Linked DNA regions of Homo sapiens: region 1 is linked to region 2. Evidence: read pairs that join two places in POLR2A ChIA-PET (ENCODE). Cell type or tissue: PC-3. All regions are shown on one strand. Links, peaks and the distances in the headings refer to the core of each region. The heading gives the core; the rest is flanking DNA.

Region 1 (15,838 bases), core at 4,889-12,888, 460 kb before region 2:
TCTAGAACTTTTATTTCATTCTTTTTAATAGATACCAATTCTCTAGTAAAATGTTCTATTATGTCATCTACTTCTGGAAAAATATTAAATACAGCTGTTTTAAAGCCCATCTCTAATCACTTCAATAACTTGGTTAAATCGAGGGTTTGTTTCTACTGCTTTTCCTTGGTCACAGTTCATGGCATGCCTAGTAAATTTTTATTGAATGACAGACATTTTGCAGACTCTGGATGATATATTTTTTTCAAGAGCATTTACCCTGGCCTGTATTAGAAACAGTGTTGCATCAGATGATATGAATCTGATCAGGGAGTGCAACTCAATGCTGGTTGCAATTACTGTATGGCTGTCTACCTCTGGTTGTCCCATACTCCTAGGGTGTAGACTTCTAGGATTCCCACTGAGATCCTGAAGTATTTGCTAGAATCCCTCTTCACTGATATTCCCAGGCTCTAATTTCCATATCTTTAGCATGGTCTGTTTAGTCAGTAGAGAATAAAAATACACTAAGCTTTAAAAAAAAAATGCTTTTACCCTTGGGAGTGTCATGATCAGGACTATATATGGAGGAGATTTAGGGAGCTCAAATAGGAGGTTATAGTAATAGTCTGGATATGAGTTAATGAAGGCTGCTGATACAGGAAGTTGGAAACAGGAATGTACATGAAGAGACAGATAGGGAACCTCTTATGGAAGAAGAGAGGGTGAGTAAACTAGTTGACTATGTGAAGGTTGATGTGTCAAAGTTTTTGAGCCTAGGGAGCTGAGATATGTTCCGTGGACAACTGGAAAAATGAGATTTTAACTTAGAAGATATTTTAGAGATGGAAATACACATTTGGGAGTAATACATAGGAGAAGATGTAAGAGTTTGAGGTGGATGAGAGCATTGCTTGAGAACACATAGAACAAGAACAGAGAAGTATAGAAGGACAGGATCATAGGAATCATATGCATTTTGGGGTGAATCTGATGACAGACAACTCCTTTTTTCACTTAACCAATGTGTGCCCCCTAATATAGAAGGCACAATTCCAGCAAAGGAAAATACCTTGAATTTAAATATAGACAGTATTTAGTATCACAAGGGAGCGGAGATGAAATAAAACATGAAATAATTTCTTGATTTCTACACCAGGCAAACCAAAAATTCTATCAGCGCTGTGTATAGGGACAATCAGTTCTCTAGTACTAATGAAAGATTTGGTTAACTCTATTCTTTTTAGAACTCTTTAGCATTTTGAGGACTGAAATTACAAAACAACTTGTTGAAAAGTGTATATGGCATTCTTAAATCCAGGAGAGGCATGAGTAGAGCAATGGGAATGTGTCAGTGTTGAAAGTAAATATACTTTGTGTCAAAATGCACTGTGGGGCCAGTGGTATGTGATAAGATACGGAAGCTTGCTTTGGAACTCTCCTTGCAAGTACTGGGACTGGGGTTTTAATAATATAAAAATTCTTGGGGCTTTCTGACAAGGAATGCTTGAAAGCATACATCACTGCAGCAGGCTTATCAGTCCACTTCTAGGACAAACCCAGAAAGAATTTTCCTGTATTAGTCTTCAGGCATTACATTTGCCTCAGCTGTCAGTTACATTTGCTGAAATAAACCAACCTTAGTGATCTTTGCAACATGTAGTAGTTTTAACAGCACATTGGAATTGAAAGGAACCCATGATTTGAATAAAAAATAGTAAATTTGGCTGGGTGTTTCTGTCATTTTTCAGAGTTCTATAACTGACACTGATAGGAAATATTTTTAGAAAAAACAAAATCAAACAGTGGAGTACTATGTCCTTGAAATATACACTTTGTGACTCTCTATGCACTGTGAAAGTAAACATGTATGTTTCTATATAGTTTTAATCCCTTGATAAGAGCGTAGATTTGTGGATGTTTAACTTAACAGCTGTGCCAATAAAACCCAGCCTGATACAGTCTTTATATGCCTGCTATATTTGAAGATATTGTTTAGAAATTTTTTACAGACCTTCTTCTCTTCACTATTCTTCACACCTCCATTTAGCTCCCTTCAGTGGCTGTGTATGTTCTTTTGAATTACAGACATGGAAGGAGAAAAAAAAAAGCTACTACATTTTCTGCTAACTGAAATGACATTCAGCAATGCAAGCAATAGTCACCTTTTTGTTTTTGTTTTTGTGATCACAGATTGGCAGGTTGGTACCAACCCATCTAGAGCAGTGATTCTCACCTTGGCAGCACTTTGGTGTTGCCAGGAAGCTTTAAAAAGGAGAGAGGCCTGGGTCCTATTCAGGGGTTCTAGCTTCATTAGTTTGAGCTGAATCCGGGACATAGGGATTCTTAAAAACTCCCTGGATAGTTATAAAATACAACCTAGAAGAAACCTTAAGAAACTCAATTCCCCAAAGTAACTCTTAGAATTAACTACATAGAAAACCCTGCCTGGATTTTCATCTCATAAATAATACTTAATCTTAATGGTTCTAGACATAGAGCCTGGCCATACTTATTCAAATATGAATTCAGTGTGAGTTTGAGAGTGGGAGTGTGAAAAACATGGGCCTATTTTATATGTGTTACTGGTGAGCTTGCCAGATTCAGCAAATAAAAATAGAGAATGCGCAGTTTGATTTGAATTTCAGATAAACATTGAATAATTTTTTCGTATAAGTATGTCATGTGCAATGCTTAGGACATGCTTGTACTAAAAAAATATTTATTGTGTATCTGAAATTCAAATTTAGCTGGCATCATGCATTTATTTGGCAGCTCCAATTACAGGACATGCAGGAAATTTTTACCAGTTCCACTTTAATCAAAGCATTTTACTTGACTTGTAACCAATCACCTATGAAACCATTTCGTATAGTTCTAATCACAGTGAAGTCACACAGAACAAGCAATCTAGCCCTTGTGGCTGAGACATTTAACCCAATTCACTAAACCTCCCGGCCTACTTTTTCACTTAAAAATTCACTTTGTCTAAGATATTTATAGAAGAGATCCATTCTAATTTCCTTTACCTCTTGAGTATACAGTTCGTAATTCCTCCAGCAGAGATTTATCAGCTTTCTAATACAGTTCTGGGGGAAATCCCCAGTGCCGAAGGGGTTCACTTCTCCAACATAAGTTGTCTCAACTATCTTAATCTGTAGACCAATTTGCTCTACAGCCCCCTACGGAAGGAACTTGTGGATTTTGGCAGTGTTTACCTTTCCTACAAACAAATTCGACATTTTCCAGACCGGCTGGCTCTTAAAAATCACTTGAGGGCTGGGGAAAAGCTGCCTCTAGGCTGCTGCAGAATGCTCCCCACTCTGTTCTAGGAAAATCTTTGTGCCCCTCACAGCTGCTCGTGGATAATCTATGGAGTCATGATTATTTAGAATCTGTGGAGAGGCTGTGCAGTTCCTGGAGTTAAGTTATTTTCAATAAGGAGAGCGGGAGAATCTGTCAAATAAAAAGATAAAATGTTCTGGCCTTATTTAATAGTAGTACAGACTTTTCCACAGGGAAAGGAGAAAAGAACAAATTTATATTTTGTTTTCTCATAGAGGCAAAATGTTTTTAGAAATGTCATTTTACACACACAACAACAACATTTAGTATATCACGTGCTTGCACACTGCTAGCTTTCTCTTAGTGTGGTTAGTCATCTTTGTTTGGGAAGCCTGAATTGGTATCATTATCCTTTTTCATTTGTTAAGATCATCCACTACTCTTTAGTTCCCCAGCCACCCCTCCCTGTCCCTGAGATAAAAACCCATTTAGCATCCTGGGGCAGCCGTCGTAAACTTCTCACACGAAAGAAACTTTCTTTGCAGGCACTAAGTAGAAGCTGACATCACTGTTAATCAAGGCGTTCCAATTTATGTTTTACAGAAAGAAGGTGCAATGCATGTGCTTGTTAGGGTTTCCTCACATCTGCCCTTTCATTTCTAAAGATTCTGAGATTTAATTGAATATTCTCCTCGTTCTGTCAGCTGTGAGACTGGAATTTTGTTTATCAAGATTAGCTTGATCTGGAAAGTATAATTTACATTTATACATTTATTTCCCCATGATATATTTTAATGCTATGTCTGGTGAATTAAAAGCTTTGTATTTAGTTAATTAAAGTGTTGTTTTCCTTTAGGTAGCAACTTTGTTATCTTCATTGCTTTAAACCTGAAGAGTTAAGATCTTAGCCTCTCAGCCCTTCCTTCTCCTCCTTGCCACACCCCCGTCCCAGCCAGTGTAGACCATGGTACTCACGGATCTCTTCCGGGTCCACTTCTGATGAATTTGGGGGAATGTCACTTTTCCAGCCAGTGTAGTCCATGGTACTCACAGATCTCTTCCTGGGAGCTTCCGCTTCCGATAAATTTGGGGGAATGTAACTTTGCTCCAATTGGTTTCTTGTCTCTTCTGTTTTCTCTTCCTACATTAAGGGTTTTTTTTTTGTTGTTGTTGTTTGTTTTTATTTCTGTTTGTTTGTTTGTTTGTGTGTTGGTTTTTAAATTTAAAGCCCTCTATCAAATGTCTGTTACCATTTAGCCTAAGTTTGGGGTGTGCTGAGATTCCCTCCTCTTTTTGATTCCCACCCTTTCTCTGCAACTCTGCTTGGGAATAACTGTATCCTTCCTCTTCCAAGTCTCTGCTTTGTTATATTATTCCTTTCCTTCTTCGTTCCCTCCTGTTTGCTCAGAAGAGCTGCTAACAATGAAATTTACTGTTCTGATTCTTCTGCTTATTTTTGCCACACAGGCCAGGTCCTGGCACCACTTTGCTCTGTCACCTCGACTAGATTGATTATGGGGTGGGAGTGGGGCTTTGACCGATTCGTAATTCACTACTAGAGGCTTTCCAAACTGTTGGAAGCAAACCTCTAACACTTTGATTTAATGCTTCAGAATGAACTTGAATCTTGGCCAAACTCACCAATTATTTGGCTCAAACGCATAAACCTGAGTTGCATTTAGCCTTATGCTCCTCCGTCCCATGAGCCCTGGAGTAGAATTCTCTTTGCGGGTGAAAGCCAGAGTTCATTTGCAGTGGGGAGTCAGGGTAGCTCCTTTTTATGGTTTGTGGTAAAGGCCAAGGGTGGGCGTGTGAGAAAGGGATGCTGGAGATCCTTCTCTTCCCTTCGTCTTACACAGAACCCCTCATTCTATTTCTCATCTTAAACAAAGCCTATCTGCACTTAAAGTTTTAGATTTGGGTTTTAAAATGATTGCCATTGAAGTTATGCAAACGTTTTAGTTTGTTCCATGGTTTTGATCATTTTTACAAACATAGTACAAGATATACCTTTAAGTTTTGTGTTTATTGGATAATACAGTTGGCCTTCTGTATTCCTGGGGTCTGCATCTATGGAATGAACCAAACTATGATAAAAAATGTTCAGAAAAGGAATTGCATGTGTACTAAACATATACAGACTTTTTGTCTTTATTGTCATTATTCTCTAAACAATGTAGTATAACAACTATTTACATACCATTTACATTGTATTAGGTAGTATAAGTAATCTAGAGATGATCGAAAGTATACAGGAGGATGTGTGTAGGTTGCATGCAAATACTACATCATTTTATATCCAGGACTTGAGCATTTGCAGATTTTCATATCTCCCGACGTCGTGGAAGCAATCCCTCACAGATACATAGGGACAAATGTATATGCTTTGATATCACACAGCTTACAATGAAAGTAACACTTCCATTACCACTCAGGTAATTGACTCTCTTGAAAACTGAACTGTGTCCTCCTCTTACAGGTACATAGAAACTTAGAGTTTAGAATCCATCCTCAGGTACTATAGCACCCCTAACATCAAATATCGTTGTAGTGTTTTTTATGACAACATTTTTTGCCCGTGGAAAATGTGCCATGATGACTATAACCATCAAAGGGGCTGTCCCAGAAGGCACATGTCAGGTCTGCATAAACTGAGAGAGTCCAACTTCTCGCTGGTTCATGTCTGAGGCCACGGCAACTACTTTCTGCCAAATAAGTCAGCCGGGACATTCTGGCAGCTTGGAAGGGATTTTTATGTGGATGGATATTAGCAGCTTCCCAGACACAATTAAATCAGGCCAGAAACCATATTAGACACTTTTGCCAAATTTTTATTAAATCAAAGTAAACTAGGTCACTGCTTATTCCTTAACATTATTTTGGTAAAACTTAACCTAAGTCAAAGATTAGAAGAAAAACTTTGTCTCCCTCTCCCCACTGGCACTGCCTTTGTTCTAACAAAATAACATTGATTTTGGATTCACCAGGATCACAAGTTGCTTCTTAATCCAACTGAAAATAATCCTGAACTGATTTTGCAATTTGTTTCCAGAATAGGTTTTACAAAAGCCATGAATTTCCACAGAGAGATTCAGCTTCTCTATATAAATGCTTTGGCTCATGTGTAGAAATTGGCATCTTTTTTTTTTTTTTTTTGGCAACAAGTCACCTAAACAACCTGGCCCAATGTGGAAACAAGTCAAATAAGAAAAACAAGCTAAAATGTTGCTTTCACTGTGAAAAACACATATTTCTAATTCCAATAGAAAGAGACCTTTATATATGATATGCACTGTGCACAAAATATTGAAACTCTACAAAAGCTACTACTGAGACATTGTGGCTTCAAGAATTTTGATTTATTTGTTGCACAATGCAAGAGTGTGAAAATGATTATGGAGCATCATTTGTAAATGTTGGCTATGTTAATCTTGGGTGTAAAGTCGGTGTTGCCGCGAAAGAAAGCCAGGCCTGGCACGAAGCAGTTTATTCTACCCACAGGTTACAGCAGGGCCATCACTGCATCCCATGCAGGGCCGCAGGACACCAGATTTTGGTCAGTGTCAGAAGACAGGAGCAAGGGCAAAGCATAGCCTGGACTCTTTACTGGGATTTCCATGGAAAAGGCAAGGCCGGGCAAGGTAAAGGGATTAGAATTGACTAGTTTAAATAGTACTGGGGTTTTGGCTAGAGGGGTGTCTCTAGTTGCCTTGTACCAGGCTCTGGGAGGATTCAGGGCAGGGAATACATTATTGGCTTTGTGTATGAGAGTTAGATAACGGGTTGGTGGAGTCTAAAAAACTCAGGACTGGCTGGTTTGTATGTGACAGACATGCTCCCAGCCCGGGCTTTTGCTTTAAGAAAGGGTTAGCCCTGGGAGAGGCAATCTCTCTCCTGCCAGGAAGGCTTTTAATATGTCAAGGTTTCACAAAATACAGAAAACAAAACACATGATTAATGCAGCATCTCTAGTAACTTTCACAGTATTTTCAGGGCTACAAATGCTGGAAGACTTCGTCTTTATATTTCCCAATCCCAAGCCATATGGAACAAGGGCATGAAATTCTGACTATGCAAAAGCAAGAAAAGGTCATCTTTTAAAACATTTTTTCATAAGGTAGGAGCGTCTAAGATCCTAAGGACACATGAGGGTGAGGAATCAAGTCCATGAAGACACTGCTGCACTGTTGTATCCACTGATCAACTTAAAATATTACCAGTAATTTTAAAGCCTCCTTGTGTTCCCATCCTTAAAAAGATCCTTATCTGTACTCCCAGAGAAAACTGACTTCTTTATTTATCTTTCCTTGATTTTTAAAAAATATGTTACCTAGTATGATTGAATCCTTAAATAATGTGTTATTTAGCTTTGCATAGTTTTGAACTTTATAGAAAATGAAGCATAAAATACGTGTTCTTTGCCCATGTGCTTTTTTCCCCTCTCCATTCTGTCTTGAGACTCACTCATGTTGATGAACCTGGATGTCAATTCATTTTCAATGGGCTGTGATATTTCATTATAAAAATACATCGAACTTGATTATATGAAAATTTTTGTCCATTTCCTTGTGTACATGTTTATGAGGAAAAACTTTCAGAATGTAATCCCTAGATTAAAAGTTAGATACATCTCAAGCTTTGTTTGATAATGCCAAAATACATTCCGAATTACTTTTCATGGGCTCAGTAGTACTTGGTATTATCAGACTTCCTGATTTTTGACAATTTGGTTCTGAGGAAAACAGTGTCCCATTGTGGTTTTACTGTGCTTTTTTTTTTTTTTATTACTTGTGAGTTTTTGCCAACCATGTTTCCTTTTCTGTTACATACCTACTTATGCCATTTGTTACTCTTGTAATTTATAGGAATTCTTTATACTTATGGTCACTAATTATTTGTCAGTAACAGGCACTGCAATTATCTTCCTTCAATTCATGACTTTCCTTTTCTACTTTATTAATGTCATCTTTGATCAATAGATTTTAATGTGGTCAAATATATTAAAGTTTTTCCTTATGATTTGTGCTTTTTCCTTTGTATTTAAGAAATGTTTGTCCATCATGAAATAATAAAGAAGTACATTTTCTTCTTTAATAATTTGACTTTCATATTAAACTTTCATCCATCCAGAACAAATTTTTGTATGTTGGGTGATTTTTGTGGATTTTGTTTTCATTTAAATGGGCACATGCCCCAGTACTGTTTATTCAATAATTCATTTCTTCCCCACTGACTTATAGTGCCAGAGATGTCCCATGTCACATTTTCTTGTATGCATGGATTTGTTTTTGACATCCCTAATCTGTTCAACTGGTCATTTATCTACCTGTAGACTGATGTTATATGAATTACTGTAGCTTAATAGTAATTCTTGATATCTATTATGAATGGTAATGCCAACTTTTCCTTCTCCTTCTCCCTACCCTTTTTTTTTTTTTTTTTTGAGATGGAGTCTCGCACTTGTTTTCCAGGCTGGAGTGCAATGGCATGATCTCGGCTCACGGCAACCTCCACCTCCTGGGTTCAAGCAATTGTCCTGCGTCAACCTCCTGAGTAGCTGGGATTACAGGCATGCACCACTATGTCCAGCTAATTTTGTTGTATTTTTAGTAGAGACAGGGTTTCACCATGTTGGCCAGGCTGGTCTCAAACTCCTGAACTCTGGTGATCTGCCCCCCTCAGCCTCCCAAAGTGCTGGGATTACAGGCATAAGCCACCACACATGGCCTCCCTTTTTCTTACTCTTCTTTTTCTTCTTATGGTTTCTCCACTTACTTGTCCTTCTCCTCCTCTCTCCTCCTCCTCCTCTTCCTACTCATCCTCTTCTTTTTCTTGGTTGCCTTGGCTCTTGTTTTTTTCTTTTCATATGCATTCTAGAATCAGTACATATATGTTAATTAAATTAAATTTTTATTTCAATAGATTTTTGGGGAACGGGTGGTGTTTGGTTACATGATTAAGTTCTTTATTGGTGATTTCTGAGCAGTGTACACTGTACCCAATGTGTAGTCTTTTTTTTTTTTTTTTTTTTTTTTTGAGACGGAGTCTCGCTCTGTCGCCCAGGCTGGAGTGCAGTGGCGGGATCTCGGCTCACTGCAAGCTCCGCCTCCCGGGTTCACGCCATTCTCCTGCCTCAGCCTCCCAAGTAGCTGGGACTACAGGCGCCCGCCACTACGCCCGGCTAATTTTTTGTATTTTTAGTAGAGACGGGGTTTCACCGTTTTAGCCGGGATGGTCTCGATCTCCTGACCTCGTGATCCGCCCGCCTCGGCCTCCCAAAGTGCTGGGATTACAGGCGTGAGCCACCGCGCCCGGCCCCAATGTGTAGTCTTTTATCCCTCACTCATCCTTACCCCTGAGTCCTCAAAGTCCATTGTGTCATTCTTATGCATTTGGGTCCTTATAGCTTAGCTCCCACTTATGAGTGAGAACACATGCTGTTTGGCTTTCTATTCCTGAGTTACTTCACTTAGAATAATGGTCTCCAATTCCATCTTGATGCATTATTTTGTTCCTTTTATGGCTGAGTAGTATTCCTTTTTCTTTATCAACTTGGTGATTGATGGGCATTTGGGCTGGTTCTATATTTTTGCAATGGTGAATTGTGCTGCTATAAACATGCCTGTGCAAGTATCCTCTTTGTATAATGACTTCCTTTCCTCTGGGTAGATACCCAGGAGTGGAATTGCTGGATCAAATGGTAGACCCAATTTTATAGTAGTTCTTTAAGGAATTTCCACACTGTTTTTCATAGGATTGTTCTAGTTTACATTCCCACCAACAGTGCAAAAGTGTTTCCTTTCACCACATCCATGCAACATCTATTTTTTTGTTTTATTTTTTGATTATGGCCATTCTTGCAAGAGTAAGGTGGCATTGCATTGTGGTTTTGATTTGCATTTCCCTGATCATTAGTGATATTTAGCATTTTTTCATATGTTTGTTGGCCATTTGTATATCCTCTTTTGAAAATTGTCTATTCATGTCCTTAGCCCACTTTTTGATGGAATTGCTTGTTTTTTTTGTTTTGTTTTGAGTTTTTTGTTGTTGTTTTGTTTTTTGGTTCTTTTTTGTTTTGTTTTGTTTTATTTTGTTTTTTTGCTAATTTATTTGAGTTCTCTGTAGATTCTGGCTATTAGTCTTTTGTGAAAAGTATAGATTGTGAAGATTTTCTCCTATTCTGTTGGTTGTCTATTTGCTCTGCTGATTATATATTTTGCTGTGCAGAGGCTTTTTAGTTTAATTAAGTCCCATCTATTTATCTTTGTTTATGTTGCATTTTCTTCTGGGTTCTTGGTCATCTGAAGTCTGCTTATGTCAATGTCTAGAAGGGTTTTTTCAATGTTATCTTCTAAAATGTTTATGGGTTCAGGCCTTAGATTTAAGTCTTTGATCCATCTTGAATTGATTTTTGTATAAGGTGAGAGATGAGGATCCAGTTTTATTCTTCTACATGTGGCTTGCCAATTATCCCAGCAACATTTGTTGAATAGGGTGTCCTTCCCTCCTTTATGCCTCTGTTTGCTTTGTCGAAGATCAGTTGACTATAAGTATTTGGCTTAATTTCTGGGTTCTCTATTCTTTTCCATTGGTCTATATGCCTATTTTTATACCAGTACCAACCTATTTTGGTGACTATGGCTTTATAGTATAGTTTGAAGTCAGGTAATGTGATGCCTCCAGATTTGATCTTTTTGCTTAGTCTTACTTTGGCTATGCAGGCTTTTTTTTTGGCTCCATATGAATTCTATGATTGTTTTTTCTAGATCTGTGAAGAATGATGTTGGTATTTTAATGGGAATTGCATTGAATTTATAGATTGTTTTTGGAAGTATGGTCATTTTCACAATATTGAGTCCACCCATCCATGAGCATGGGATGTGTTTCCATTTGTTTGTGTCATCTGTGATTCATTTCAGCAGTGTTTTCTAGTTTTCCTTGTAGAGGTCTTTCACCTCTTTGGTTAGGTATATTCCTAAGTATTTTATTTTACTTTTTTGCAGCTATTGTAAAAGGGCTTGAATTCTTGATATGATTCTCAGCTTGGATGCTGTTGGTGTGTAGCAGAACTACCGATTTCTGTACTTAATTTTGTATCCTGAATCTTTGCTGAATTCATTTACCAGTTCTAGGAACTTTTTAGATAAGTCTTTAAGGTTTTCTAGGTATACAATCAATCATGTCATCAGCAAACAGTGACAGTTTGACTTCCTCTTTATTGATAATGAAAGAAATGAAAATTAAGAAGACAATATCAACTTGACTTTTCAATAGCAAAATAAAGCAGACTGGCCATATCAAGTGTTGGATGGAGTGTGTATCCAGGATTTTCTTTTACTTTGATGGTAGAAATATAAACTGGTACAACTGCGTTGGAAAACAATATACAGCTGACATTTGCATTCTTTAAAATCTAGCAATTCTACTCCAAGTTCAATTCAAGGAAAAGCTTAGTACATGTGTCCCCCAAAACATGTACACAATAGCACTGATCATAAAGGAACAAAATGGAAATAATACAAAAACATATAGACAGAAAATATATAAATTATGGTATCTTTTCACAATAGAGTATGTTTAGCTACATGCAACAACATGGATAAACATTAGTATCATTTTGCTGAATCAATAAAGTAAGTCTCAAAAGACAACATACAGTTTGATATTCTTGTTTGATATTCTTGTTTTGAAACTCACAACCTGGTAAAACTAAACAATATTTTTTAGGCATCAAATGTATGCAGTAACTCACCTACATAAAGAACAAGGAGGAAATAGATATAAAATTCAGGTATTGGTTATTTTTGGAGAAATGGCAGGGATGTGGGATTGGGAGAAGTGCTTAGGAAAAAGTATTTTTGGTAGAATATTCTAGCTCTTGGATTAGATAGTGCTTTGGGGGTTGTTGATTATAGAATTAAGAATAAGTACATTAGAAAACCAACTATATAATAAGTACATTAGAAACAAACTATATAATAAGTACATTAGAAAACCCACAAACTATATAAAGAAAGTTCCTACATCTAAGAGGATGATGATGTGTTGTGAATGAAGGATTATGACCAATCCAATTCATGAGGTCTAGTAAATAAATAAGTAAACAATAAATGATAAGCATTTATATTAGAAATGGCTTTGAATAAAGGAAAAGGTAGTGTCCACAAAACCCACTGGAAGCTCTGAATTGAGGAGCTCTCAGTTCTTCTTCATGGGTAGGACTGCCTAGAAGTGATAAGCAGTCAATAGTGATTGCTCTAACTACACCACTAAACAAGAGAGTTTGACTCATCTCTTTAATCAAACATTACATTCAGAATAGTATGTAGTGATTCTGCAACTGGGAAAATGGGACTAGTTAAACAATTAATCATCATTAATCATCATTTTAGTGTTAATCATTTTACCTAACTTTTCTTCAATTTAAAGAAATCTTAAGATTTCTTTAAATCCAATGACCAATAACTAAACATATAAACTTTTAAACAAAACAGCACACCCTTTCATGATTGTCTAATAAAATTTGAGATTGACAGATGATGCCCATATAAGATATTACCACACACACAGCCACACCCACACACACACATACACATCGGATAAAGTAGCAAAATTTTTAAGATCACATGAAACCAATACCACTCATATAAAGAGGGCAAGAAAAACAATTAAAACCTTAATGTTGGATGGAGCTGTGGCCCATATTTTTAAAGTTGATGTTAGTTTAGCCATGAAGGTGTAAAATACAGAAAGAAAGTGGGTGAAAAAGACATAATCAGATTACAGATATGTTTATATCTATAAAGCATGGCGTGAGCTAAGATTGAATTGTATAAAATACATATTAGAAATTATTTCAGTAAAGGCCATCGACTTGAAGTCATTCTGTGATGGCAGCTTATCAGAAAAAAATCATGGGTCCCTAATGAGATGTTCCCTTAACATTGACTAAATGACATTAAATACACTTTGATTTATTATTTGAAACAAGTAGTATAGGATTTTATTACAGGATTCTAATGTGTATGAAGGATCACATGACTTATGAAAAGTATTTCTTTATTTTATTTTATTTTATTTATTTTATTTTATTTTATTTTTTATTTTGAGACAGAGTCTCACTCTGTTGCCCAGGCTGGAGTGCAGTGGCGCGATGTCAGCTTACTGCAACCTCTGCCTCCCAGGTTCAAGTAATTCTCATGCTTCAGACCTGAGTAGCAGAGATTACAGGCATGTGCCCCCACGCCTGGCTTTTGTATTTTTAGTATAGACAGGTTTTTGACATGTTGGCCAGGCTGGTCTCGAATTCCTGACCTCAAGTGATCCACCTGCTTTGGCCTCTCAAAGTGCTGGGATTACAGGCATGAGCCACCGCACCAGGCCAGGAGATATTATTTCTTTATCACCTTGTCCTCTGCTCTGTCCCCATTCCATGAGAAATATTCCCATGTTTAGTCTGACTCAGGGCTGGGCTGTGTTTCTCCTACCACAGGTCTTTACATCAGTATGGAGTCCTGCTGCGTTCTCAGACATTTCCTCTGAGGCACTGTAACAGGAATGAAGGGAAAAAGATACTAAGGTCATACAAATTCACATGTCATTGAAGGTACTTGATTGTTTAAAACACAGGAAGTTTGCATCCCACTGAAAAGTGTTATTCATTGAAATAACATTTTACATTATGTATCTTCAGAAAGAACAAAATAAATCAAAACTAAATTTTTTTGTTGGATAACAGATGAACAGTGGTTGATTTCATCAAATGTAATTTTTCAAAGACAATGCATTTCAATGCAAGTTGTACTTGCACTTTCAGAAAATCATACCTTTATACACAGAGCTAATTCTGAGTAACAAGTCAGTAATCCAGATTGATTCTGTTCCATCTTGGTGTCACGCGTTTTGAGAACCCTAATTCGCATAATAGGTAATATGAATTGCCTATTATGCAAATTAGGATTCTCAAAACGCGTGCACCAAGGATCAGCGAACGTTTTCTGTGAGTTTCTAAGCTAAGTCAGAATAAAGACTGAGGAGGGATCCCCAAAAAGCTGGCAGGCAAAGGGCAGGTTGGAATGCAGGGTTACAAACTGGTGACCTTAGGACAAAATTCAGCTGCTCACAACCTTCCAAGAAAGGTAAAGGCCTTTAGACGGTGTTCATTCTTATGTCCTCAGGCTCACTAATTTACGTCTCTCTGAGGGCATTTGAGTTTCGCGCCTCTTGGTGTTTTAAGGCCACTGCTGAAGAAATTCATTAGCCGTGTCTCTTAGGTCACTTGTATTATACAGCCAACTGCAGGGGCCTTTACTACAAGAGTCTCTAATACATTCATCAGATTTTACTACTATGTCTTGCAGATAGCTCATTCACAGTCTTTTTGTTCATGAAATATGCTGTTTCATTTTTTAAGTTTTATCACAAACACTTTAACATGCATCAAATTAAAAGTCACCAATGATTCATAATCTCTGAGGTCAAATTTCTTCATCCAATTTTTCATCCCTACAGCAATCTAGCCATGGACAGTTAGAGCATATCTTGATTCAAGGCATTCAGCCTTAAGAATATATCTGGCAAACGGCCTAGGCGAGGTGGCTCACGCCTGTAATCCCAACACTTTGGGAGGCCGAAGTGGGCAGATCACGAGGTCAGGAGATCGAGACCATCCTGGCTAACATGGTGAAACCCCGTCTCTACTAAAAATACAAAAAATTAGCTGGGCTTGGTGGCGGGCACCTGTAGTCCCAGCTACTTAGGAGGCTGAGGTGGGAGAATGGTGTGAACCCGGGAGGCGGAGCTTGCAGTGAGCAGAGATGGCACCACTGCACTCCAGCCTGGGTGACAGAGCGAGACTCCATCAAAAAAAAAATACATATATTTGTGTGTGTATATATATATATGTGCATGTGTATATATATATGTGTGTATATGTATGTGTGTATACATATATGTTTGCATGTGTTTGTGTGTGTGTATATATATATATATATCTGGTAAACAAGCCAGCTCTGGGTCAACAAACACATTTTCCAAGATTTCATTTTTTTTTAATTTTCTTATCTTTCTTACACTCCACAAAGACAAATAACGAATAAATCTCAGTTCAAATATTCTGTTCAACACCTCCTCCTGACTCTACTGGAAAATATGTAGTAGGGAAAGCTTCCAAAGTACATTTCCATTTTAATTCAAATTTTCTAACAAACACATATTCAAACTAGTATTTTTATTGTGGTAAAGTTTTACCACCTCAAAGAACAAACTGAGAAATATCATGAACAAAACCATTTGAGAGAAGTGTTCTTGGTGAGTGATTGCAGTAGTCACTGGCCGCAGCAGAGTTTCCTATGGCCTTAATGTAAGCAATAACTCACGGAGTTTTAACCACTGGTAGATTTTTCCCTATCTCTGCAGACATCTGTACGTTCTAGTGAATCGTACTAGATTGAAAAAAAAAAAACTCACATAGGTGTGTATCTTGCTAAAAAAAAACTGTAAACATTTTCAATTAACATATCTTCATAGATAAAATCATTGTAAATGTAGTAAACAAATAAAAAATACATTAATT
Region 2 (15,838 bases), core at 4,737-12,736:
AGAGCAAGACTCTGTCTCAAAAATAAATAAATAAATAAAATAAATACATGAGGAAAGAAAAGAAGTATAAAACACCAATAGAGAGGATAGAAAATCAGGGGAAGCTAAGGTTCATATTCAAAGAAAAGGCCAAGGAAAAGGGAGAGGTAACATGAAACTGAAGAAAGAAGTCCGAGAAACAAACAAAAACCAATGTGAGTCCTCAAAAAAGAGGAGAGAGACAAAGGGGAAATTTGATTTTAAAGAATCTCTAGAATTAAGCTGCTGCTTTTTCATTACATTTAAGTATCAGTAAGAAACTTAATTTTGATGCAGAAAAACAGCTGAAATACAAAGCTGATAAGCCACATGTAGTCATGTATGAGAGAAGAAATATTTTAAAGGCACAATAATTAGCTTTGTGTTGCTTATTTGATGTAGCTTTAACCTTAACAAGAGCTTTTTCAGTTGGTGCCATTATCTAATAATCTACTATTATCGATTTTCAGAGAAAACAAATTATCTGCAGTAAAACTTTCTGAAAGTCACAAACATGAAGAACCCAGAGGCAAAAGATTTATAGAATCTTTAAAAGATAGCTAGAGGCAAGAGTTTGAGCCATGGGAGCAGATCGCCAAAAAAACTCTTGTCTACCTAATAATTCCTCCATAGAACAAAATCTATTCAAAGCACAATCCAGAAAATAGAATCGACATCATGCCACTGCAGTCTTCAGCTGCGACCTTGCTAGAAACAAGCCACAGGTCTGCCACTTACACAGAATTATTCACAAACGAACAACCTGCCTGCAGGAAGAGAGAAAAAAAAGGAAGACTTTAATAATCAAATCCAGTGACAACATAAATATTTCACCATGTCACTCTCAGGGTGCAAGCTGGTTTGCCTTCTAGAATAATTTAGGGAACAAAATATGATTCTGTGTAACACAAAACATATTGGCCTAAAACTTTTTTATTTTTTTTAAAATTAGAGGCTACAACTGCTTTCATTGAAAGATATGAGTTGTTCAAGACCCACTCTTTATTTAAACCTTAAAAGTAACCCACCAAGTAACAGCATAGGATCTAGATTCAATTCTAGCTTTAATAGCACAAAGTCACCTTCAGATGTACAAGTCTACATGTCTAGCCTTGAGATTAATTTTTTTAATTCTCATGGTGATTCATAATATAATCCCAGGAGAGACAAGGTGAGACAAAGCAAATATGAAAAATTTTAAGCCTAATTCTATACAGTTTTCTGATGATAAAAGCGTATCTTAGGGAGTGAGGTAAGTAGAAAAACTTCTCTTTCTCTCACTCCCCATCCTCTATTCTCTCTCTCTCTCTCAACTCAGCTGTTCATTCCTAACAGTTATATTTATTTCAGAGCTCGCTCTAGGCCAAATGAAAGTAAGATTATTTTTCTTTGGCACCTCAATTCCCTCTTTTTAGTTCTTCTGCCTCTTATGGGTCATTCCCCCTTGGCTGCCCTAACTACATTTGGCTTACATTATTTTGTTAATGCGTTTTCCCTTTGGAGTTTTCCTGCCTCCATCAGACTTTATTGTTCTGAGTCTCATTGTAATTTTAATTATATATCATGATGAAAAGAAATCTGAAAAACATGTAATAAGCCAGTATCTCATAATGGATTAATGTTAATTCCATGAGAACAATTGCATTCCAACTGGAGAATTCTGGAGAGACAAAGCCCTAATCCCAAGGGTGAGGCATATGTGAAACTGGATATAATTTTATACTCTTCAAAGCAAGACTCAGTGAGTCTGGTTCAATTTCTCATATAGGGCTAAATTTGAGGAGAGAATTTCTAGTCACTGGCTAATAGTTTGCAAGTTCTTCTGGCCACGTTTGCAAATATAGAAATGTGACCAAGGAAATAAATTGTGAGAGAATTGTTTATATTATAATTCTTAAGGTTTGGGAAACATACTATTACTAGAAAAGAACATAGATATCATTTGCCAAATGCTGTGGTTTAAATGTTCATGTTCTTTCCAAAATTGACATTGGGACTTAAAGCCCAATGTGATAGTATTAAGAGGTAAAGCCTTTGGAAGGTGATGAAGTCAAGAGGGCAGAACTCTCATGAATGGGATCAGCCACTTTATCAAAGGGCTAGAGGGAACTAACTGGGCTCTTTTTGCCCTTCTGCCTTCTGCAGTATGAAAGCCCAGCATTCATCCTCTCTGGAGAAGGCAGCAACAAGGCATCATCTTGGAAGGAGATAGAGCTGCCTTCAACAGACATAGAACCTGCCAGCACCTTGATCTTGGACTTCCCAATCTCCAGAGTTATGAGAAAATACATTTCTACTCATTACAAATGATCCATTTTGTGGTATTTAGTTGTATCAGCACAAATAGACTAAGGCACGAAATGTCCTAGTTTTGAAGCCAATACAAGTAAAGATATACTAGCAATGTACCAAACATTATGCAAACTGCTTTTTCCATTATCTCACTTAATTTCTACTACAACTCTTTGAGATAGACACTGTTGTCCCCATTTCACAGATGAGAAGTCCAAAACCTGCTTGATAAATTTTTAAGTTGTCCAAAGTCACATGGTCGGTAGGTGCAGAGCTAGAATGCAAACTCAAGGCTACCTGACTCCAAGCCAGGGTTCATTCCCTTGTGCTGCAGGACCTGACAGAGCATGACATTGAGGCACAGGAAGTTATGTCCAAGCTCCTATTGTTAGGACTGGACACCCTGGACTCCAGTGCAGAACTCTTTTCAGCTCTTTACTATCCAACTTGACAATTTGTGCCTTATGGGGGCTAGACACCAAATCAGGTGTCTAGTCAATTTCACAGCTTTAAAATGGTTATGTGGAGGTAAAAACACCGTTTTTTTTGTTTGTTTTTGTTTTTGTTTTTGTTTTTTAAACAGAGTCTGGCTCTGTTGCCCAGGCTGGAGTGCAGTGGCTGGGGCTACGGGCACATGCCACCATGCCCGGCTAATTTTTTTTTTTTTTTTTTTGGAGATGGAGTTTCGCTCTTGTTGCTCAGGCTGGAGTGCAATGGCTCGATCTCAGCTCACCACAACTTCCACCTCTCGGGTTCAAGCGATTCTCCTGCCTCAGCCTCCCGAGTAGCTGGGATTACAGGCACATGCCGCCACACCTGGCTAATTTTGTATTTTTAGTAGAGATGGGGTTTCTCCATGTTGGTCAGGTTGGTCGCGAACTCCCGACCTCAGGTGATCCGCCCGCCTCCGCCTCCCAAAGTGCTGGGATTACAAGCGTGAGCCACCGTGCCCGGCCAAAAACATCATGTTTTTAAAAATTCCAACTCTATTTGAGATGAGTGAAATGGATCACATACTATCCTGATGATTGGTTATATAAACATTGGGGATAATGAACAAAGAAGAATATTCAAATATTAAATGACAAAAGTAAAAATGTAATTCTAAATATCATAACAAATTCATTCTTCTTCTAATCTGAAAATCATTTCACTAATGATGAAAATACCTTTCATCACCTGAGTTTATCTTGTTCAGGTGACAGAGATTTTATATTCAAAATATTGTCATAGTTAAATACTTTTCATTTCTTCTGTGACTGTCTTTTGTTAAAACCCAGGCTATACAACCCAGGGCATAAAAGTCTTACCATCTTTTCAGGTAGAATTTTTCTTCCTTATGTTAATTTCCAAAAAAAAATCAATAAAATCTGTAGGTCCTGTAAGACACATTTTTTGCAAACTGTATTCAATTCAGGAAAATGATTATCTCTGTTTTTAAAAATAAATGTGTTGTAAATGAAATGTAATGCCGACACTATGTAAACAATAACTCTTCTGCAATTACAAATTTATTTCCTTCATGACTGCTGATGCCTCAAACCTAGAGGAACACCATGGAAGACAAAGAAAACTAAACAAAAACAATTTATTTCCTTCAATCTTTCCTGCTCAATAATTACTTCCTGCATTTTCTGATATCTGCTTCCTGTTGCCTATTTCTATATGTTTTGCCCTTATAAATGACCAAGGGAAACACTATGAATGGAAAAAGATTTGCAGCAATTGTTGGCAAATCTCCAGTTCTGCCTCATTCAAACACGGAATTAAAATTAGAAAGGCAATATTATCCTTTCACCTTTGGTTTATGGTAAGTTGTCAGAAATGGAGCATTGAAATATGCTTTCAAGGTAAGTCCACCTAATTATTTAACTTACGTTTTTTTCTTTTGTCTTTACAAGCAGGGGCACTTGGGTTTATCTGATTGCTTCCATTTGCATTTGCTTACACACTCATGTCCTTTTTCATTTATTCAATAAAAGTCCTTCTTTTCCTTTCTTTTCTTGAATGATTTGATAAAACATATCTGTGATCACATCTTTTAGAGTTACAAAGATATTTTTAACACACTGGTACACTTTCTCTGCTCCCTTCAATTCATTCAGAGTGATTATATATGCAGAAAAATTAACTCTAAAATGGGGCTGTGTCATTTTACAAGTGCCCATTTTTTCAGAAAAAGCACTCATTGACTTCCTCTTTGAATTATTGCTTTTGGATACATAAGCTTCTGCATTTAAATAATGCCTTCTCTTTAGCCAGGGATTTGCGGTGTATCCAATTGGGATGAAATATAAAAATGCAGGCTTCCCACATGTTCTAGAGCCTCTACTTCTCAGAGTGTATGCATAATAACAGATGCTACAAAAGTAACTAGTGAAATAATTTGGAAAACTTCACAAAGTTAAACCTGTTTCTTTACTGCAGAACTTCTCAGAATCTATAATATAGCAAAGTACATGTAAATTTCCATGTATGTGTCAAGTAAGATGTAGTTTAAGACAGTTTCCCCCACACATCCTTATATATAAAATCACTCTGTGGTGCACATCTCTAGACCACTGTTCTGCCTAAGCTAAATTGGGAACTGTTTCACAAAATAATAGCTCTTCAAGGACTAAAAGGGACATTTTGCAAAACCTCAGGAATTTCAAGCTGTGGCTGACTGACCCAAGCAGGAAAAGCAGAGGCAGGAGTTAGCCTAAGGGGAGGTGCTCTGGGCTTCTTCCCATTTGGCTGGAATATTTCTTCAACAGTTGCAGCAAAAAAGGTCCATTAGCAAGAAGGACATGCTTCTGGATGTCTAAGTGAGCCAAAGTGTGGTTTAGCAAACTGCATAATAGAAAGAAATCAGCCAAAGGAAGAACCCATCTGATGAAGCTATAAATGGACCATATACAGGAAAGACAACTAATCATTGAACGTGTCTACTTAAACAACAGTGCTATGGTTAGGCTCTTTGTCCCCACCCAAATATCATCTAGAATTGTAATCCCCAGGTGTTGAAGGAGAGACCTGGTGGGAGGTAACTGGATCATGGGGGCTGTTTCCCCTATGCTGTTCTAATGATAGTGAGTGAGTGCTCACAAGATCTGATGGTTTTATAAGGGTTTTTTTCCCCTTCACTTTCTTGACATGCTCTCTTGCCTGCTGCCATGTAAGATGTGCCTGCTTCACCTTCTGCCATGATTGAAAGTTTCCTGAGGCCTCCCCAGCCATGTGGAACTATGAGACAATTAAACCTCTTTTCTTTACAAATTACCTGGTCTTGGGCAGTTCTTTCTAGCAGTGTGAGAACAGACTAATAAACAGCAAGCCTTTCCTGGGTATTGTGTAAGGTTTTACAGTGTAAATCAGAATTTATAAGCTAATTAGTGCTCAATGAAATTAAGGGTTGCTTTCGATAAGAATTTTATTCCATAGCCATAATATTAAAGAGGAAACAAACCTTAGTTAATCTCACGTCACGTTTATTGCATAGCAATGTTACGCAGGAATCTAGATTTCTAGACATACATATGTCTGCTCCTCAGGGTGCTGTCATTTTAAACACTTCTCCCAAAGTTGAATTAGGAATGGAATAATAATTGTTAAGTAAAAATTCTGAAATCATGGAATTCTTCCTATTGAAAAAAAACACTAACTTCAGTATGAATGAAGCTGTATCATCTGAAGTTCAAATCACAGACAAAAGGTATTTTTGTCTACTAAAGAGATAGGAATTATCATTAATTTTAAAACTTAATTTTATTGGTAAATTTGTGGAATTTTTCTAGGAAAGATCTCCTTCTTTGTTGGAGAATGAATTTCTTTATAGATGCTGAATTAATTTAGTTAAATATTTTGTTACCATAATTATTTTCTTACCATAATTATTTTCTTAAAATATTTATTCTTCAAAATATGTTAAAGTTAAAATGTGGGAATGAGATAAACAATAAACATAAGCCACGATATCTTTTGTAGGAAAGAAAAATGTGGAAGATTGATATCTGTATCTTGTGAGTAAATATAACAAATTCCCATGTTTTTACTGCCTAGAAATGAACAACTTAAGTAAAAGTGTTTTTCCATTTTAAAAAAATGGATGTGGGAAATAATCATTTTATTTCAATCCATTTATAACAACAATTGCATGTTTTAATTAAATTTCCATTGATATCAATAGACAAGGGCATTGCATAGTTTAATTAAATCTTTAACATTACCTTTGAGGGTAGACACTCATTTCATTTTAATTAACAAATGAGAAAATTTCTTAGCTGGGCTAGGTTTATTTAGATGGTTAATAATGGAGCTATGGTTTAAACTTAGGGGGACCGACCAGGGTCTATACCGTTAATCTCTGAGATCCACACATAGGTACTCAGGGTGCCTTGCCTTGGTATCATCACCACTGCATAAAAATTCAGTTAATGTTGGTAAAGTATCAGGTCTTCAGAGGTCTATATCTCATTCATGAAGCTCACTTATGAACTTATTTTGAGGGTATATTGAATCAAAATACACCAGTTAGCCTACATGACGCATCACACGTCTTCTCTATGTTGGGTTTCTTAGTGAAATACAGTGTTAAATGTGAGCTATAGAAGCAGACCATCTTCTTTTTTTCTTTCTTCTTCTGTTTCCTCATTTATTTTTTAATTCTTTTGACATATATTCATTGAGCACTATCTAAGACAAATGTATGACACTGGGATAGAATCGATGTATTAATTTTTAAAAAGAACAAAAGGAGATTATATTTAACCTCAAGGAAGGCACCATCTCTTTTTATTTATTTATTTGTTTATTTATTTACTTATTTATTTATTTATTTTGAGACAGAATCTCGCTCTGTCACCCAGGCTGGAGTGCAGTGGCGCAATCTCGGCTCACTGCAAGCTCCGCCTCCCAGGTTCACGCCATTCTCCTGCCTCAGCCTCCCGAGTAGCTGGGACCACAGGCGCCCGCCACCACGCCCGGCTAATTTTTTGTATTTTTTAGTAGAGACGGGGTTTCACTGTGTTAGCCAGGATGGTCTCCATCTCCTGACCTCGTGATCCACCTGCCTCGGCCTCCCAAAGTGCTGAGATTACAGGCATGAGCCACCACGGCCGGCCTTATTTATTTATTTATTTATTTGAGATGGAGTCTCTCTCTGTCACCAGGCTGGAGTGCAGTGGCACGATCTCGGTTCACTGCAACCTCTGCCTCCCAGGTTCAAGTGATTCTCCTGCCTCAGCCTCCAAGTAGCTGGGACTGCAGGCGTGTGCCACAAAGCCCAGCTAATTTTTTGTATTTTTTGTAAAGATCGGGTTTCACCATGTTGGCCAGGATGATCTCAGTCTCTTGACCTCGTGATTCGCCTGCCTCGGCCTCCCAAAGGGCTGGGAATACAGGCATCAGCCACCACGTCTGGCCCACCATCTCTTATTAGGGTACAGACCTATGAAAAGTAAGTGAGAAGAGTATTTATGTCCTGTGGTAGAATATATAGGAGGCCCCTAAGAAGGGAGCACTCACTCAATCCTACTGACAGAGCAGGGAGTGAGGCCAAAAAGAATTCATCACTAGAAAACATCCTAGCCAAGTCTCAAAAGATGAGGAGGTAGTAAAAGCATATGGACAGGGGAAACAGCAAGGACAGAGATATTGGGCTATGTGTCTCAGCTGTGAAAAGACAGCTGTTTTGGCAGGGCAGGTTAGAAAGCAGAAAGAGTACAGAGAGAACAGGCCAGAGGTTCAGAGGCCAAATTAAAATTGGTCTCGATTCTGTAAGGATAGGAATTTAGACTTTGCCCTTTTGAGAAAGAAAAATCATTGAAAGATTTTAAAAGAGACAATAGGATGATCCTAATTTTTAAGGAACATATTTTAAAACTGCATTTATTTGTTTAATTACACAAGAGTGATATACATGCCTTTTAGAAGCCGTGGGCAGTAAAGGAGGCTGTACAAGCTGGAGGTATGAAGAAGAACTAATGGGGCCTCCTGGAGTTGTGCAGTGCACAACTTATGAGGCCATATGTGACAACTTTATTCTAAACTCAGAGCATAGAAATGAAAATTTCTTATACTTCTAACTCCCAATAACATAAATATTTTCCTAAGTTTTCTTCCACTTTCTTATAAGTATTTTTCCCATTCAAAAATTCATCTATTTTAATCTTCCATTAATTTAATTTTAAACTTTTTTAGAGCAGTTTTAGGTTCACAGCAAAGTGGAGAGGAAGGTATAGAGATTCCCTATATACCTCCACACCCCACACCTTTCCCCACATACACAGCCTCCCCCATTATCAACGTTCCCCACCAAAGTGGTACATTTTCCACAATTGCTCAACCTAAATCAACACATCATAGTTACCCAAAGTCTATGGTCTACGTTGGGGCTTAGCATTGGTGGCGTACTTTCTATGGGTTTGGACTAAGAGATATTCTTTATGGAAGACAAACTATGGCAGCAGTTCCAGAGACTTTTGTGGAGTGAGTCAGGACCAGAGGGAGAGAGAATCGATGATAAATTATTGCAATGGATCAGGTCAGACAAGAGGGGCACTATGACTGGAGCCATGAAGATAGGCAATGGTGGATCTGTTCATGGATTAAATGTGGACTCTATGGAGTGGGAGACGTTAATAATTATGCCATCATAGCTAGTGCTTCTTGCTCAGTATGGTAAGTACTACTAGAAGTTTATTAACTTCTTGAGGCAAAGAGGATGAGTGTTCATGATGCAGTTATCAAATATTTACTATGTGTGAGATCTGATTCATGGTAAAGACATAGAAGATAAATTAGACATGGTTTTGGTCTTCCACTGATTCATATCCTGTTAAATATGCCCAGCAAGACTTCAGATGAGGCCAGGCGCAGTGGCTCATGCCTGTAATTCCAGCACTTTGGGAGGCTGAGGCGGGTGGCGAGGTCAGGAGTTTGAGATCAGCCTGGCCAACATGATGAAACCCTGTCTCTACCAAAAATACAAAAATTAGCCGGGCATGGTGGCAGACGCCTGTAATCTCAGCTACTTGGGAGGCTGAGGGAGGAGAATTGCTAGAACCCGGGAGGCGGAGATTGCAATGAGCCAAGACTGGACCATTGTCCTCTAGCCCGGGTGACAACAGCAAGACTCCATCTCAAAAAACAACAACAAAAGACTTCAGATGAAGTCTGTTAAATCAGTTAAAAGACTTCAGATGAAGTCTGTTAAATGAGTTAAAAGACTTCAGATGAAGTCTGTTAAACGACCAGTCTGGGCAACATGGTGAAATCTCATCTCTACCCAAAACTACAAAAATTAGCCAGGCGTGGTGGCATGCACCCACTACTTGAGGGGGCTGAGGCACGAGTATTGCTTGAACCCAGGAGACAGAAGTTGCAGTGAGCTGAGATGACACTGCTGCACTCCAGTCTGGGTGACAGAGTGAGACTCCATCTCAAAAATATGTAAATAAATAAATAAATAAATAATAAAATGGTCCTCAAAGGAAGAGATACACATAATCAACAGACTACTGCAAGCCACAAAAAAAATGCATTTTTGTCCAACAACAAATGAAAGAGTAAAGAAAATGTGCTATTTATACACAATAAAATACTATTCAGGCATAAAAAAGAATTAAATTCTGTCATTTGTGGCAACATGGATGAGTTTGGAGAACATTATCTGTAGTGAAATAAGTCAGGTGTAGAACTGTAAATATCACATGTTCTCATTTATATGTAAGGGCTTAAAAGATTGCGCTTGAAGACGTAGAGAGTAGAATTGTAATTCTTAGAGGTTGGGAAGGAGAGGTGGGTAGAGGAGAGGGAGAGGTTGGTTAAAGATACATAGTTACAGCTAACTAGGAGGAATAAGCTCTGGTGTTTTTTAGCACTGTAGGGGGAATATGGGTTAACAATCGTTTATTGCATATTTTCAAAAAGCCAGAAGAGAGGATTTTGAATGCTCATAACATATAGAAATGATAAATGTTTGAGATGATGGATATGCTAATTACTCTGATTTGATCATTACATTTTTTATATATATTATAGTATCACTCTGTACCCCATAGATATGTAAAATTATTTCATATATCTACTAACAAAATAAAATACATTCACTAAAAACAAATTTAGGCTTAATTTAAATAAATACAAAGCACTATTCTGGACAGAATTTCAGATTCTTCAATATCTAACGATGAGGCAATTTATATTACTATAGAAATATTCTTTCTGTTAGTGCTACAAGGACTCTCATCTGATCACTAAAAGGTTATTAAATAGTATAATGGATATGTATGGTCACATCGAATAGCCATCAATATGTTAGTATTTTCGTGTAATTATAGTTAAAAACAGATGTCTGCAGGATTGTGGTGGATGCCACAGAAACACATTTACAAATGACCCCTACCAGTCTGTGCCTATGTGGATTATTAACTGGGGTGCACTCCCAGACCATTGTGCTTTCTTGAGGGAAAGGCAATGAATAGCATCCCTACTGTATTCATTCACAGACATCAGTGTAACTTCTCCATCCATGATTTTTTAAAAATCTTTTTACAAGAATTGAGAGCAGAACTTCTTAATTGAACTGCCTGGTGGAATACTTATCCCATAATAATATATTTTATGGAATATCATAGCACAGTGTAACACTCTAAAGGGGTCCAAAGAATCAGATTTGAAAACAAGTCTTCCTTCCTTTTTTCTTTCCTTCTTCTTTGAACATTCAGCCCAAAATCCTGAGTGAGAAAGAATTAGAGGAAGTGTGGGAGGGCTGGAATCAGAACCTTGAGAGGAAAGTGGTAAAGTGAGACAGGAACAGCCTGGCTGGAGGGTGCCACCCAGGGGAGGAAAGTGACTGAGTGGATGGAAGTGGCTTAGGAGAGAGGAGAGTCCACAGGAGGCAGACAGTCTAGATCAGTGACCCACTGAGGAACGGAAACAATTACAATTAGGGGAACTGAGCAAATAGCAAGCATACCGAAGATAATGAAAGACAAGTTTTGCACTACAGGAGAAGAAAATTACAAATATGGAAAAGGAAAAACAACTAGAATGAAGCCTGCAGTGTTGAATTGGAATTGGGGATGTGAACTCACGGTTTTCTTTCTGTTTGTTTGTTTTTGAGACAGTCTCACTCTGTCACCAGGCTGGAGTGCAGTGGCGCAATGTCAGCTCACTGCAACCTCTGCCTCCCAGGTTGAAGCGATTATCCTGACTCAGCCTCCCAAGTAGCTGGGACTACAGGCACGTGCCACCACGCCCAGCTAATTTTTATCTTTTTAATAGAGACGGGGTTTCACCATGTTGGCCAGGATGGTCTTGATCTCCTGACCTCTGTGATCTGCCTGCCTCAGCCTCCCAAAGTACTGGGATTACAGGCGTGAGCCAACGCGCCCGGCCCATGGTTTTCAACATGTAAGTATAGACAGAAAGTCAAGCAAAATATTAATGTTGGTGGTGGGTGTGTAGATATATTTCCAACTCAATTTTGGTTTCTGAATACTACTATCCATTGAAAGGAACAAGGGCTCCTTAGAGAAATGAATAATTCAAAGGTTGGACAAGGAAAGTACAAGATGAGCCTGGATATCTTAAGTGCTCCCAGAGGGCTGAGGTTATGTCAAAAAGAAGATAGAAACCAATTTGAAGGAGCTTTGTTTTATTAGACAAATCTGGGGCAATTTGGGTATCAAAATAAATGATGAGAGCAACAGGTTATAACCTGTTGAATATAATGATATTCTGTGAGTTCATACTGATATAAAATAGATGAATAAATAAGTGAGGAGAAGAAAGCTTTTCCTTAGAGTATAATACCAACTAATAAATGTAAAGTGAACGGTGAATTTGGAAGATTACCATTTGACAAGCATAGTAGAAATAGATGCTAGAGACACGTTCCCATGTTTTTAAGGTATGTACATATAAAATGCTATTGAAGTAAATGGGAGATATGCAGTGGGAACACCAAGGAGTCAACACTTCACCAACCAATTGAAGTTAACATCACCTGTAACGGGACAAAGCTAACTTGTGTGCCAAGTGGGAAGACATCAAATCACTTCTGTGATATCCCCCACCAAAGTGCACAGCCTGAATCTGCTCATGAGGAAACATCAGAAAGATAAACATTAAGGAACATACTTCAAGGTGTCTTGACACCTTTGAAGGTGTCAAGGAAGCCAGGCATGGTGGCTCGAGCCTGTAATCTCAGCCACTGGGGAGATCAAGGCAGAAGAATTGCTTGAGACCAGGAGTTCAACACCACCCTGGACAACATAGTGAGATTCCATCTTTTTTAAAAAAATGTTTCAAGGGTTTGAAAGTGAAGAGAAAATTAAGGAAATATTCTACATGGAAAGAGATTGGGAACACATGATCACAAGGTATAACAAGTGATTCTTAGTTAGAATGTTTCTCCATTAAAGATGGTGAGGAAACTAAAATAAATGTGAGAAGTTAAGATTGGATGGAAGTACAGTGATTACTTCCTGATTTTGGTTGTGATGTGGCTACACAGGAAAGTGTTATTCGTGGGTTGTGAGCACTGAAGGATCAATGCATGTGTCTGCAGCCTGATCTTGGATGATTCAGGAAACAAAGTTTAGACTATTACTGCAACTTTTCTGAACGTCTGAAATTATTTGGAAATATTAAGAACACACACACATTGGATGGGCATGGTGGCTCATGCCTGTAATCCCAGCACTTTGGGAGGCTGAGGTGGGTGGATCACCTGAGGCCAGGATTTCAAGACCAGCTTGGCCAACATAGTGAAATGCTGTCTCTACTAAAAATACAAAAAAAAAAAAAAAAATTAGCCAGGCACGGTGGCGGGCCTCCTGTAATCCCAGCTACTTGGGAGGCTGAGGCAGGAGAATCGCTTGAACCCGGGAGGCGGAGGTTGCAGTGAGCTAAGATCATGCCACTGCACTCCTGTCTGGGTGACATAGGGAGATTCCATCTCAACAAAGAAAAGAAAACACACACGCACACATATATGTGTCTATAGGCAGTGTGTCGGGGAGTGGGTGAGGTGGTGATAAAGCAGGATAATAAAGAAGGATAATCAAAAAGTGATAATGATGAATGTGTGATTGGTACATGTGGCTCCATATTCTCTATTTTTTTTGTGTTCTTGTAAACATGGACAATTTTTTGAACTTTCTGAGCCCTAGTACAATGTGACAAATGTTAACTAAACATATTCAAAGAAGACTCAATATGTTCAGTTTTGTGGTATGCATAGAATTGATTTTGGTTAATGTTTTACTATACTTAATAACTTGACGGCTTTTTGCTACCTTTGACACGATAGAGATGGAAGATACAGGTGACCAGCCAGTATATGGGAAGCTTTGTTGTGCTCTTTTGATGAGCAAAAGTGCACTCCAGAAACTGGTCACTCATCTACTGTTATTATTCTGGTCCAAGCCACCAGGCTTTTGCTTGAATAACTTTTGCTTGAATTATTATAATATCTTCCTAAAATTTCTTTTTGTGACTTCTCCTCATCCAATTTTCTTCCCTCTTCACAGTATATTTCCAATAGCGTTGGCAGTAGAATCAAAACAGAACAGAGCCTGGGACTTGTTTGTTCAAAACAATCTATTGGCTGTCCTACTAGCCCAGAGTGAAAGGCTATTTTTACATGACCTCCAAGGCTCCACGCAGAGGTGATTTCTGATGTTATTTCCTAACATTCTCACTCTCCTTGCTTCTTCCAACTGCATTATGGATTTTTTAAAATTTTGTGGTTTGTTTAACACACAAGTCAGGCTCATGCCTCATGTCTTTGCTTTGGCTACTCTCTTTGCAAGGAACATATTTCCATCAGATATTCTTATGCTCACTTCTTCACTTTCTTCAGGTCATAATTTAAATATTTAATTCGCTGACTGTCCTATCTGAAGTTGTACCGTGTAGACTCTTCCTATTCCCTTTTCATACTGTCTATTCAGCTACAACACTTATCATCCTGTGATATATATTTTACTTCTTTATTACATCAAAAGATTCCTAAAAGAAAGTACATGAAAATGAAAATTCTACTTCATTTATACTCATGCAATCTTCTACTAGACTAACTTTCTAGAAAATAACAACAATAAACTCTGGAATAAGTACAAGAAACCTGAAGAGAAGAAAGTGAAAAACAAGCAGATTCTAGGTAGAAGTTGATACACAGAAGAAAAGAATGGCAGTAACCTTTCTTCTTTTCTTTCTTTCTTTCTCTCTTTCCTTCCTTTGCTCCTTTTTCCCTCCCTTCCTTCCTTTCTTTCTTTCTCTTTCTTTTTTCTTTCTCTTTCTTTTTCTCTTTTTCTTTCTCTTTCTTTCTTTCTCTCTTTCTTTCTTTTTCCTTTCTTTCTTTCTTTCCATTTTTTTTTTTCTTTTGAGGCAGAATCTCACACTGTCGTCCAGGCTGGAGTGCAACGGCGCGGTCTCAGCTCATTGCAAGCTCCACCTACTGGGTTCATGCCATTCTCCTGCCTCAGCCTCCTGAGTAGCTAGGACTACAGGCACCCACCACCACACCTGGCTAGTTTTTTGTATTTTTAGTAGAGATGGGGTTTCACCATGTAAGCCAGGATGGTCTCTATCTCCTGACCTGGTGATCCGCCCGTCTCAGCCTCCCAAAGTGCTGGGATTACAGGCGTGAGCCACCGCACTGGGCTTCCTTCTTTCCTTCCTTCCTTCCCTCCCTCCTTCCCTCCCTCCTTTTTTCCTTCCTTCTTTTCTTTCTTTCTTTTTTCCTTTCCTTTCTCTTTCTACTTTTCTTCTTTCTTTCTTTCCTTCCTTCTTTCCTCTCTTTCCTTCCTTCCTTCCTTCTTTTTCTTCTTTCTCCTTCCTTTCTATTCTTTCTTCTGCTCTTTCTTTCCCTCCTTCCTACTTTTCATCCTTCTTTCCTTCTTTCTGTCTCTTTCCCTTTCTTTCTCTTTCCTTCCTCTCCTTCCTTCTTTGTCTCTTCTTCAACTTTTAATCTGGGAGAAGTCTGCAGTCTATGCTGGGTGTCTAACTCTAAACAGCCTAGTTAAAAATAAAAGCACTGAGTTATAATTTTAGCTGCTGCCAAAGAAACAGTATTTGCTTGAGTCCAGCAAAATCAACTACCTTAAGGTTTTTGCAATTTAAGAGAAAAGGCAACCAGTGAGAACAAATCTAAGGTGAACCAGACCTTAGAAACAAAAATAGGACAAAGGGATCCTATTCATGCTAATTGATATAAAGTAAAATAGGCTTACAAAAACAGCATGTATCAGCAAAGAAATAAACTATAAAAAGAACAAAATAGAAATTCCAGAAGTGAAAAATACAATAAGAAAAATTTAAACAATGAATCACCTTAGTATCTCCTAACTGCAAATTAGAAACTATAGAAGACAGGATCACATAATTAAAAGTGTTAAAAAATAAAAATGACAGAGTAATAAGTCAGAGAACATGAAAATTCTAGTAGAAATTACACAATATGAATTTAAAAAAAGAAAAAGAAAGATTGGAATAAAATATGAACAGGGGCCAGGAGCGGTGGCTCACACCTGTAATC

What was found. ChIA-PET counts read pairs that join two places held together with the same protein. Peaks named below come from ENCODE experiments on the same cell type or tissue, not always from the same donor. Only the 100,000 strongest peaks of a DNase experiment are listed, where the experiment ranks them.
Region 1: POLR2A ChIA-PET joins it to region 2 with 18 read pairs; 2 of 35 experiments call an interaction of 5 or more read pairs at or near these places.

What each region holds. Positions count from the first base shown.
Region 1 is chr10:36,113,679-36,129,516 of GRCh38, forward strand. No RefSeq gene overlaps it. Among named protein-coding and RNA genes, the nearest start is that of LINC02630, 220 kb to the left of the region's middle. In PC-3, for the core only: no CTCF peak of the experiment used is centred there; a DNase peak (open chromatin) is centred at 12,603; H3K27ac peaks cover 878 bases.
Region 2 is chr10:36,569,410-36,585,247 of GRCh38, forward strand. No RefSeq gene overlaps it. Among named protein-coding and RNA genes, the nearest start is that of ANKRD30A, 550 kb to the right of the region's middle. In PC-3, for the core only: a CTCF peak has its summit at 11,132; a DNase peak (open chromatin) is centred at 9,072; H3K27ac peaks cover 2,622 bases.